2 separate regions of the Homo sapiens genome follow, and region 1 is linked to region 2. Evidence: read pairs that join two places in POLR2A ChIA-PET (ENCODE). Cell type or tissue: GM12878. All regions are shown on one strand. Links, peaks and the distances in the headings refer to the core of each region. The heading gives the core; the rest is flanking DNA.

The links. Peaks named below come from ENCODE experiments on the same cell type or tissue, not always from the same donor. Only the 100,000 strongest peaks of a DNase experiment are listed, where the experiment ranks them.
Region 1: POLR2A ChIA-PET joins it to region 2 with 7 read pairs; 2 of 35 experiments call an interaction of 5 or more read pairs at or near these places.

What each region holds. Positions count from the first base shown.
Region 1 is chr12:29,765,236-29,771,027 of GRCh38, reverse strand. It overlaps TMTC1 (transmembrane O-mannosyltransferase targeting cadherins 1), which reads left to right. Exons shown (of 18, transcript NM_001193451.2): 2 at 2,953-3,130. Among named protein-coding and RNA genes, the nearest start is that of TMTC1, 16 kb to the left of the region's middle. In GM12878, for the core only: no CTCF peak of the experiment used is centred there; a DNase peak (open chromatin) is centred at 2,474.
Region 2 is chr12:29,866,556-29,872,347 of GRCh38, reverse strand. LOC105369715 (a long non-coding RNA gene) reads left to right here. Exons shown (of 5, transcript XR_931474.1): 5 at 3,470-3,610. Among named protein-coding and RNA genes, the nearest start is that of TMTC1, 86 kb to the right of the region's middle. In GM12878, for the core only: no CTCF peak of the experiment used is centred there; no DNase peak of the experiment used is centred there.

The sequences.
Region 1 (5,792 bases), core at 578-5,577, 100 kb after region 2:
GTGTTTGCTACAAATCTATCTTAGGCTGTCTTGTTTGCAGGGAGATTTTGAGAGATTTTGATAAACGCCTTTGTTAAAATAAAGATGTGATGCATGCATCACATCCCCTTTTCTATTAAATTATGAGGTTAATCAGTGAACCCCCTTTTTGTGAACCCATATTATCTCCCAGAATCAGAACTTCTTTTCTCTGTGATCACACGTAGAATACGCTAGAAGCTTTCGTTAGCATTTTGTCTCAAGCTTACTTGTCTGTAATTTGGAGAATTCACTCTCCATCTTTTTAGATATTTTAAAAATATTCCTAACTCCAGATTCAGGGTGATTTCTTAAAGCTTAGATTCACCAATGTTAGGTTCCAGGTAAGGGACTTTCACAGCATTATGTCATTACTGCGGGGACTCCTCATTCAGCAATTTATTTTATATTTTGGGATCTAATTGAATTCACTTCATACACCAGGCATTCTTGTGTGTACGTTTTTAAGCTTCTGATGCATGAACGATATCTTGTGCAAGCGTGTTTTTTCTATAACCCCACAGATGGAATTAGGTGCATTAGGGCCTGTTATTAAATTTAAGCCAACCGTCAGAAGTCTCTCTATTCTGCATGTCTGTCTTACAGAAGTATTTTTTCAGATTTTGACTAAGTTCAAGAAATAACATGGATAACGCTTGGACATTTTCAGATATGACACATATGAACCACAAAGGTGATTCATGCCTACCATTTTATACTGTTTTTGGAAGGAGAAAGGAATATATGTTAAATACCTGATAAGAGTATAGGTAACATAGTAATAATGCCATCTTTAATGATGCTTTTCAGTTTTTGAATGGTTGAATAATAAATACTTTGCAAAAATAAGCCTTTTTTTTTCTTTTTAAAGAAATGGTGCTATTATTTGTGATCCAAATTTATTATCTAAATTTTAGGATCCATGGGAGTAGTCAAATTTATCAAGGATTTGGCTTGTTAGATGTCTTGCCTTTCTCACTATTGCCATTTTTACCATTTACACTGTGAGATGCATTCTTGTACATTCACTCTAACATCTTTTATATGTATATGTACATATGTATGTATTTGTATATATACTTATGTATATATAGTTTATATATATTTTATACAAACTTTTCTTGTTACTTCTTTATGGAAAATTCCTGGAAGTGGAATTTTCAGTCAAAAGTGCATACCTTTTAAAGCCTCCAATGCATGTTGCCAACCAAGAGACCTTCCAACTTGGACACCTACCGATCAGATGTGAGATTGCCTGTTTTCTCTCATCCTTGTCAGTGGTGTGAATGAATTTTAAATGAATGGTTTAGTGTGGAAAGCTCAGCCTGCTGAAGTGGAATGCAGTGTAAAATCAGTCTCAGAGGGGTGGACTCTTAGGGAACTGCATCCAAGTTCTCCAAGGACCTGGACTTGGTCTTGACCTTCCTTAACAATTATCCCATCCCAAGCTTTCTGACTTCAAGCAGCTCTGCTGCCTCGTGTGTGTTTCTATACAGGAATGGCATGCTGGTCTCCCCGCTTTGTTGGACCTATGAGTTCTCTAGTTCACTGCCTATTCCTTTTTCCCTCTGGATGGGCAATTTCCCACCAGGCTCCTGTATTGAGGATGCTGGGGTGTGTGCAGACTCATGAGTCTGCCAACATACAGCTGAGTCAAATCTTGCATCAGAGCCCTGGAGTTGGATCCAATTCAACAATTTAGTTTTCTAGGCTTAGTTAAGACTCTGATTACTTCAGTGGGAGTGAAAATGGAGTTTATTAGTAACTATGACATTTGCATTCATATGTCCAAATAAATCTTGAGATGTTTAAAATTCTGTAGGTTAAAGCTGTGCATGAATTACGTCAATTATTTAGAATACGCGTATGTCATCTCTAAAGCTGACTTTTTCATTCTTAGTTGTTTTGGCAAAGAAGAGCTGTTTCTATAAGAGAAGCAGATCAAAGGCCTGAGAATTGAAGACCTGGGATTGCTGTTTTGGTAAAATTGACTAGAATACAGACAACTGTAGGCAGCACCACTTAGGGTATCAGTGCTCCCTGGAAAGAACCATACCTTGTGCAAGTGTATTTTTTCTGTAACCCCACAGAATCAATTGGGTGTATTATGTCCTGTTATTAAATTTAAGGCAACCTTCAGAAGTCTGTCTATTCTGCATTTCTGTCTCATGAAAGTATTTTTTTAAGATGTTGAGCAATTGGTTTTCTTTCCCTTTGTGGTTCTCTTTTAATTGCTTTGTCACAGTCTTAGAAATCAGGTACTGAGATCTGTGGGAATTTATGTTAAAAACATTTAATACACATTGTGGAACATGATGCTTTTGCTCATCTTTTCATTTCAGCTGCAGCTGGTAATAGCCTGTAGGTTCCCTAAAGCTTCCTTTGTGGGGTGGTAATTAGGTGATGCTTCCAGCTGCATAATCTAGAAACCTGGTTCCTGGTGGCACCATGGGTGAGAGAACACATTCATGCTTCATTTGTCCCAACTGTGACTATAATCGTAGTTTCATGGTTTCTGTTCATCTCCGGTGTATGTGGCTCTGACCCATGGCCCTTTGGACTTCCCTTTCAACACTCAGTTGCTTGGGAAGAGCCAGCAGTGAAAATAAGAATATTAAGGGGGCATATTTGCATTAGCCATGGAGTGATGGAAAAACAGGCTCAGCACCTGTTTGCTTGCCTTCTCAGTGAGACCAAAGTTCCCTGAAATAATATTGTATTGTATATGCATGGATTTCTGCACATGGGACAATTCTGAAATAGGAAAAATGTGATACATACCCAAGGCTAAAAAATAACCCAATGTTGGGAATCATTTAAAAATCATTAATCTAATAGCTTATCTTTTTAAATGATGGATTCCGTCTGTGTTCCTTGTGTTTATGTTGAGTTTGTAGCTAATGCAGTTTTTTTCTTTTTTCTTTTGTTTTACAGGCTAAACATATTTTTGACTGGTATGAACCCATTCTACTTTCATGCAGTAAATATAATTTTACACTGCTTAGTGACTCTTGTGCTGATGTACACCTGTGATAAAACTGTCTTCAAGAATCGTGGACTTGCTTTTGTAACGGCATTGCTTTTTGCTGTACATCCTATTCATACTGAGGCGGTAAGTGTAATTGGATCTCAGTGAAATAACGAATATGAATGTGTGTATGTATACGTGTATACGTGTATACACACACATATATATACATGTAAATATGTGTGTATATGTAGATATGTGTGTGTATATAGATATATACATGTAAACTAAGCTGATCTTTTTTCCTTTTCAAAAACATATGAGTTCACTCTATTAAAGTGTTTATGTTTATATATAAAGCATTTTGGTTGACAACTTTTCCTTTTGAATGTTCAAATTGGTTTTCTTGCACCTCCTGGATTTAACTGCTTTTCTAAATAACTGCTGTTATTATTACGGGTAGTAATGAATGGCCACAGTTTGTTCAGTTTTGTATTTGCAGATAATTTAAGTCCTAATGTGTTTTAAGCAGCAAGGGCCATTCGAGACACTTACCATGCTGAGTCATTGTTCCTGCTCCACATTTGTATTTTATCTTTTCTCACCCTGCTATATTTTATAATGTTTATTACGCAGAACTGTAAGTGCTGGGGAAGAACTATAAAAAATTAGACTGACATTCTTCAAGTTAGAAAGACAGACTTAGGAGCCTTACATACTGTTTCCCAAGTTACTTAATAGGAAGGGTAGTTATTGTGTGGGTGATGAAAAATTTATTTAAAAAGTATTGGCTGGGTGTGGTGGCTCACGCCTGTAATCCCAGCACTTTGGGAGGCTGAGACAGGCAGATCACTTGAAGTCAGAAGTTCAAGACCAGCCTGGCCAATGTGGTGAATCCCCATGTCTACTAAAATTACAAAAAAACTTAGCCAGGTGCAGTGGCGGGTGCCTGTAATTCCAGCTACTTGGGAGGCTGAGGCAGGAGAATCACTTGAACCCAGGAGGTGGAGGTTGCAGTGAGCCAAGATTGCACCATTGTACTCCAGCCTGGGCAACAGAGTGAGACTCTATCTCAAAAAAAAAAAAAGTATTGATAGCTATGGCCCTTTTTAAAATATTTATTTAATCATTCCATGAATCAGATGGCATTTTTAAGCTGCTTTGTTTCCCAGCTCAGTAAATACAACTGGTTTGTTTGATGTGCATGGCTAGGGGTAGATGAAAACTTGATGAGAGGTCCATGGGCACCACAGTTTTACAAGACTCTTTTCCAGAGTTTCAGCTTGCATCTCTTTGGACGCTTCCCTGAAGCTGATCTGCCTGAGTACACACCTGCAGTAAAGATGTCATGGTGGTTTCCTTCTCCCTCCTCCATTTCTCAGTTGCCCTCTGCTCATTTTAACAAAGTTAAGGAATACCTTGTGTACACCAGCATCTTACTATGCCCCAGGTGTACAAGCCTCTGAGGTACCTTACAAAGGAATAGTCTGATATATCAGTGTCAGCAAGGCATTCTCCAATTAAGGCATCACAAACCCAAAGGAGGGCTTCACATCTCTCCCTGTCTAACACGTATCTCTATGAAGAATATAACATGGCCTTAGAAGTAAGGTATGGTGGCCTGTGTTGCTGTTCTAAATTCAGAAGTGACATAGTTGTCATGGGGATGCATAATAGTATGTTTATTTGAATGGACACAAGAAGTCTGATCTGACCAGTTGGTTTGATGATGAGGACTGGTTTGCCAGTTAGGCTCTACGATGGGCATTTTCCACCAACAAAATTCTAAATCTGTAAGCTCAAAGTTTTGACAAAAATATATTTTGATTGGGTGATGAAGAAAGATCACTTTATAAAAAAATTACACTGTGAAAGGTCATTTTCCCAACTCTTTGTGAGTATTTTAGACTGAGCAAGGTGCCTTTAAGTGGATGAGTATGAGGCATAAGTAATAGTCCTTTGGTGAGTCTCAGTAAAGCTTTTCTGCTGTACTTAAAAGAAATTGTGACAGTAAATGACTGTAATGACAGGTAACTCTAATGATGGCTATGTTTAAATTCTTTGCTTTCAACCAAATTAAAGGAGGACTTGATTGCACTGTCTGTTGGTAGATCATTAAAAATTATGTAAGGTGATAGATCATTATGTGATATTTGCCAATAACTTGGAGTTCAAAGAATAAAGTCATTGCTGTAACAGGTCTACTTCCATTTTCACTTATTTATGTGAACATCCTATGAAGATGAAAGCTAGGAATAGTTGGTACCTGCTGTCATAGTCTAACAAAAGGTAAGATTCAGCCACAGACAACTGAACTTACTGAAAATAAATCTGTTATACCTAGATTATTAAGAGGTGATTTTTTATATTTATTAATTATTTATCATTTTCTGTTTTATTTATGATATATCAAGTATCTGTGAATTAATAATTGGAATAGTAATACAAAATTTAAATTTTAACACTTAGAGGCTTATGGTCAAAAGAAATTTGAAATATAGATTTAATTGTATATTTTTTATTATAGGGAGAAGGATGATAAATACAATAGTTTTAAGCATAACTATGTAATTTACAAAAATGAGGGGGAAATACAATGAAAGTATGAGTTCAAGGAGAAAGGGTATGAAGTGTCTACCAATTAAAGAAGAGCCTATTCATGTTTAGGTAAATGGAAGATGATGAGCTTCAAGTTGCTGTAGTGTTCAAATGACATTTGGTAAATTTAATACAGGAACATTATGGCCTCATTTTGAAATGTCGATATCTACAATGCATAGGAAGTTAGATCCTTTCAAGTATTTAA
Region 2 (5,792 bases), core at 293-5,292:
CTTTCTTCTAGTACTATGAAAGTTCTCCAAAAGCAGTGATTTCTTTTTTATTTTCTGTATCCGTAGCTTAGAATGGCACTTAACATGTAGCAAGTCATCCATAAATATATACTTACTGCAATAATGAATGAAAGCAATCAGCTAGTGAGATACCAATTTCTTCTAGTTCTCTAAAGAGATCACTCCTCTCATTTGTGGTCTTCTCTGATGACTGTAGTCTCCCAATCACTTCAACTAATGAGCCAAGTTTGTATTGCATTAAAATAAATGTTTTTTCTCTTCCTTTGTGTTTAAACACTGTTACCTAATTTTATTGTTACAGTAACTACTGAAAAAGAAGGCTGGAAAATTTTTACTAAAATTGTATGAGAAGTTATAAATTCAAGGAAGGCCAAGTGGATGTAAAGCAGAATAAGATATACTATAAAAATGCACTTTCGCTGGGCGCAGTGGCTCACACCTGTAATCCCAACACTTTGGGAGGCCAAGGAGGGTGGATTACGAGGAGTTCGAGACCAGCCTGACCAACATGGTGAAACCCCATCTCTACTAAAAATACAAAAAAATACTTAGCCGGGCGTGGTGGTGAGCACCTGTAATCCTAGCTACTCAGGAGGCTGAGGCAGGAGAATCGCTTGAACCCAGGAGACAGAGGTTGCAGTGAGCTGAGATTGCGCCATTGGACTCCAGCCTGGGCGACAGAGCAAGACTCAGTCTCAAAAAAAAAAAAAAAAAAAAAAAAAAAGGAAAGAAAGAAAGCACTTTTATTCATCAATTCTTTCAAAAAGTATTTACTGAGAACTCACTATATTCCAGGCCCAGTTCTAGGGGCTAGAGTCACAGCAGGGAACAAGCCTAATCTCTGTCCTCATAGAGCTATGTCCATAGATAACCATAGATAATTAACCAATAAGCACATGACTCATGTTGACATAAAGACTGAAAATAAAATGAATGTGATGTGTGAAAATCAAGAGTGATAGGATCTATTTTATACAGGGTGGTCAGGAAAGGCAGAGTCTGGAGAATTTGAGCAGTGATCTCAACAAAGAAAAGAAGAAAGTCATAAGATGATAAGAACAGAGGATTTTTTTGGCTAAAGCAGCTGTAAGTACAAAGTCCTTGAGATGGAAATGAGCTTGGTGCATTTGATAACCTCATCTCATTCAATGATAATAGTTTTGAAGGTAGCAACAAAGGTTAACTGAATCTGTCCATCTTGAGGGTAGAACAGAAAATGGGGGAAAGCAGCAGAAATCTGAGCAGGTCTCAGTCCCTCATCTTTAAAACAGATGAAATCGGCACCTTTCAAACATAGTCCTAGGAGTTGCAGCATCAGGATCACCTGGCAGCTCGTTAGAAAGGCAAATTATTGGGCCTCACTCCAGACTGATTGCAATCAGATATTCTGAGGATCGACCTTAAAAATTTGCATTTAAGCAAGCCTTCCAAATGGTTCTGATGCACAAAAGTTTGAGAAGTATTGGAATAAATGATCTCAAGTATTTAACTTTCAATGTTTTTATGAAAATGAAGCAACGAAGATGAACTAGATTGGGCAGGCTTCCTGCTGGGATAGCCAAGAGGAAAATATAGAAAACAAAACAGATTTGATTCCTATTCAGCATTCCTCCACCCTCCTTCTTAAGAAGCATTCTTTAAATCATTTCTGACCAGGGCACCTCCAGTTGTGTCCTTTTAGAAATCCTCTCTAAATGCACAAATTATGCAAAGATCTATAAATGCTTATAAGCAGCTTTAGGAAATGGAAAACAAATATAAGGCTACAGAAAATAGTATCTATGGAAGTTAGCTTACCTGTAGAATAACCTAGGCATACACACTTACATTTTATATTTTAGAGTTTTTCTTTTGTTTTGCTAATTTGAGCCCATGGTAGTTCAAGGAAATGATAAGCTCCTTGAAATTTTAGGCAAAATTTTTCATGTAACCTTACTTTTCAGAGGAGAGGGTTACACAAAATATTCAAAGAGGGCTACAACTTTAAAAAAGATTAAAAACTGCTGCCTAAAAAGGGTGGTTATCCAACTCTGGCCAAAAGTTAACTACAACTTGAAAACCAGCAACATTGACTTTCTTACCCTAGAGATTTTCAGCCTGAATTCAGACATGGAAAAGAATTAGCTTCGTGGGTGGCATTTTTCTTTGTATATACAACATACTCTTTTAAGACTTATAACCTCATAAATACCAATTTTATGCCTGTCAGTATTGTTTTGGCTTAAGAAGGTGGGGTTACAAATTCTGCTGGCCTCATTCCAGACCCCTCATCTTGCTTCCATGGCCTCTGTTGAAGACAACAGGCTTTAGATTCTAACTTAAAAATATTTGCACATAAAGACACACATACATGCACAAAGAATGTTACTCAAGTCCTTAATGCTCATTTCTTTTTTTTCCTCGATATGCAAAAACCCTCACCTTTTAAAATTTCATTGTCTTCCTCTCTGTTCTAATGTAGTTCTTAGTGTGGCTGGTGGCAGAATTTTCACCCTAAACAACCAAGCAGCATCAGCAGCCTTGGTGCTACTATGTGGTCATTTAAGAATTTTCTTTTAGGCCGGTCACCGTGGCTCATGCCTGTAATCCCAGCATTTTGGGAGGCCGAGGCAGGTGGATCACTTGAGGTCAGGAGTTCGAGAACAGCCTGGCCAACATGGTGAAGCCCTGTGTCTACTAAAAATACAAAAATTAGCCGGGCATGGTGGCATGTGCCTGTAACCCCAGCTACTTAATAGGCTGAGGCAGGAAAATTGCTTGAACCAGGGAGGCGGAGTTGCATTGAACTGAGATGGCGCCACTGCACTCCAGCCTGGGTGACAGAGTTAGACTCCATCTCAAAAATAAATAAATAAATAAACAAATACATAAATAAATAAATAAATATTATTTTAAGTCCTAGAGAGAGTTTACATGGAGAGGAACTTTATTGGGAAAGTGGTAGTGAAATTTTAAGGAGATAATCTGTATTGTTTGCAGGCTGATACAGGTGTCTCGTTGAATGCCTTAACTGGACTGATTGCATGCCTTATCCTTCTGTCACATTCTTCCAGATTATTGGGAAGAGAGATACAGTCAGGCTACCTCAGTTCATGGACGCTTATTGTGGGCATAGATGAAAAGAAGAAAAAAAAAACCCCAAGCTGCTGTATACGTAGAGAACTAGCACCCTCATTTGTAACTGTTTAGTTGCAGTCGGGTAGATCTAATGGTCCAACAGCCGCTGTTGCAGGTTGGGGGTCAGCAGGAGGCCAACCCCAGGTGTAGAAGTCCACTGCATCCCTGACTGTGCTCTTGCGTCTCTGGTCCCTTCTTTCCTGCTTTGTCTTTCTCTTGGACTACCCATAGCTGGCTGTCTCCTCTTCTCTTTATCAGTAAATAAAATTCATGGCTTTTATTTACTGCTTTCACTTCCTGTATTTTTACATCTTTACCACTCTCCTAACAGGCCATACTCTTGGTATGTCTTCAATTCAAGCATTCCAAATGAAAGGATCTGATTGGTTTGACAACACTCCCTCTCAGGTAAAATATTTCCATCGGGAAGAACTCTAGAAGCAGTCGTTTGGATGGTCAACCTTTGGCCAGGAGCCTCTCTCCTAGGTGAGTAAGTGTGGCTACATTATCAGGAATACATTATTTTGTGAATATTTTTACAATCCTAAAAAAGGAATAGTGGATGTAGCAACTGACTTCAAAATGTGCTATGCACATGGCATGCTGTGATAGGCAGGATATGGCTCCCAAAGGTGTCCAAGTGCTAATCCACAGAACCTGAAAATATTTTACCTCACATGGCAAAGGGGACTCTGTGAGTTTGATTAGGTTAAATATTTGAGATGAGTGGATAATTCTGGATTATCTGAGTGTGTCCAATGTAACCACAAGGGGATTTAAAAGGTAAAAGAAGGAGACAGGAGATCAGAGAGAGAGAGAGATTTGAAGATGTTACTCTGATGACTTTGAAGATGGAAGAAGAGGCAATAAGCTGATTAATGCAAGCAGCTTCTAGAAGCTGGAAAACAAAAAGGAAGACTTTCCCCTAGTGCCTCTGGAAGGGAGACCTTGCTGATACTGATACGTTGATTTAACCCGGTAAGACAGTGTATTAGTCCAGTGTCACACAGCTATAAAGAATTACCGGAGACTGGGTAATTTATAAAGAAAAGAGATTTAATTGATTCACAGTTCCATAGGCTTAACAGGAAACATGACTGGGAGGCCTCGGGAAACTTACCATTATGGCAGAAGGTGAAAGGGAAGCAGGGACATCTTAACATGGCAGAGCAGGAAAGAGAGATAGCGAAAGAGGAAGTGCCTACACTTTAAAACCATCAGATCGCATGAGAACTCACTCACTATCACGAGAACAGCAAGGAGGAAATCCACCCCCATGATCCAATCACCTCCCACTAGGCCTCTCCTCTAATTCGACATGAGATTTGAGCAGAGACACAAATCCAAACCATATCAGACAGTGTCAGACTTCTGACCTTCAGAACTATAAGCTAATAAATTTGTGTTGTCACTAAATTTGTGATAATATGTTACAGCAGCAATAGGAAACTAATACACAGACCCTCAAAATATTCTCCCTGGGAAACTCTCCTGTTTATAAAAAGAAAAGAAAATCTTTAATGGAAATTATAGACTGATACATCTTCACTCCATGCTGGGCATAGCTTATTTACCACTTTCCATAGTCTGTTCTCATCTTATGGCTTGGCTCTGGACTAGTCAGGAAGTGTTGATGTTCCTTGAAGTTTGATTGGAGCTGACACTGCCTGACCCCACCCACCCTCCCACTCTTACAGGGAGTGGGCATATAACCCAAACCTGGCCATTATTGTTGACCCGGCGATAAAGACAAAACATAACTATGAGACTACCTGGCAGGGCCATGGGAAAAGATGTTCTCTTTAACCAAGTGGAATATGAGTGTAAAGTATTCTGTTTTTTTTTTTTTTTTTTTTTTTTTTGTCTTTTTGAGACAGGGTCTGTGTCACCCAGACAAGAGTGCAGTGGTGTGATACTAGCTCACTGCAGCCTCAACCTCCCAGGCTCAAGTGGTCCTTCTACCTCAGCCTCCCAAGTAGGTGGGACTACAGGTACACACTACCATGCCTGGATAATTTTTTTATTATTACTTTTGTAGAGACAGGGTCCCACTATGTTGCTCAGGCTGGCCTCAAACTCCTGGGCTCAAGCAATCCTCCTGCCTCAGCTTCCCAAAGTGCATTGGTTACAGGCAGGAGCCACCACACCCAGCCTAGTGTAAAGTATTCTGTGAGCATCCTACTTGCTGTAGATAGTGAGCCGTCTGCAAAAGAAACAGAGATAGGGTCCTGACTTTATTGTTTTAGCTCCTGGATTGAGCTATGCCTGATGCCTGTTCCACTCGTGGTCTTCCTAGTTAAATGAGTTATACATTTAATCTATTGGTATATCCTGTTAGCTTTATTTTCAAAATATAGCCAGAATGTCTGTGTTGCTGTTTCCTAGTCTCATCCACAATCACCTCCCTGGGTCACTTCCATAGCCTCTTACACAGACTGCCTCTGTTGTTGCTTCTCCTCACTGTTCTCAGCCAGGCAGCCAAGATGATGCTCTCAGAATGTAACTCAGATCACGCCATATCTCCATGGTCTCCCGTTTAATTCAAGAGTAAAAATTGAACTCATTGCCATGGTGCACAGGGCCCCATGCCATGGACCCTCTTCTGCCCCTTAGCTCTCTAACTTCATATCTTCCAGGTCTTTACTCAGTGGTCA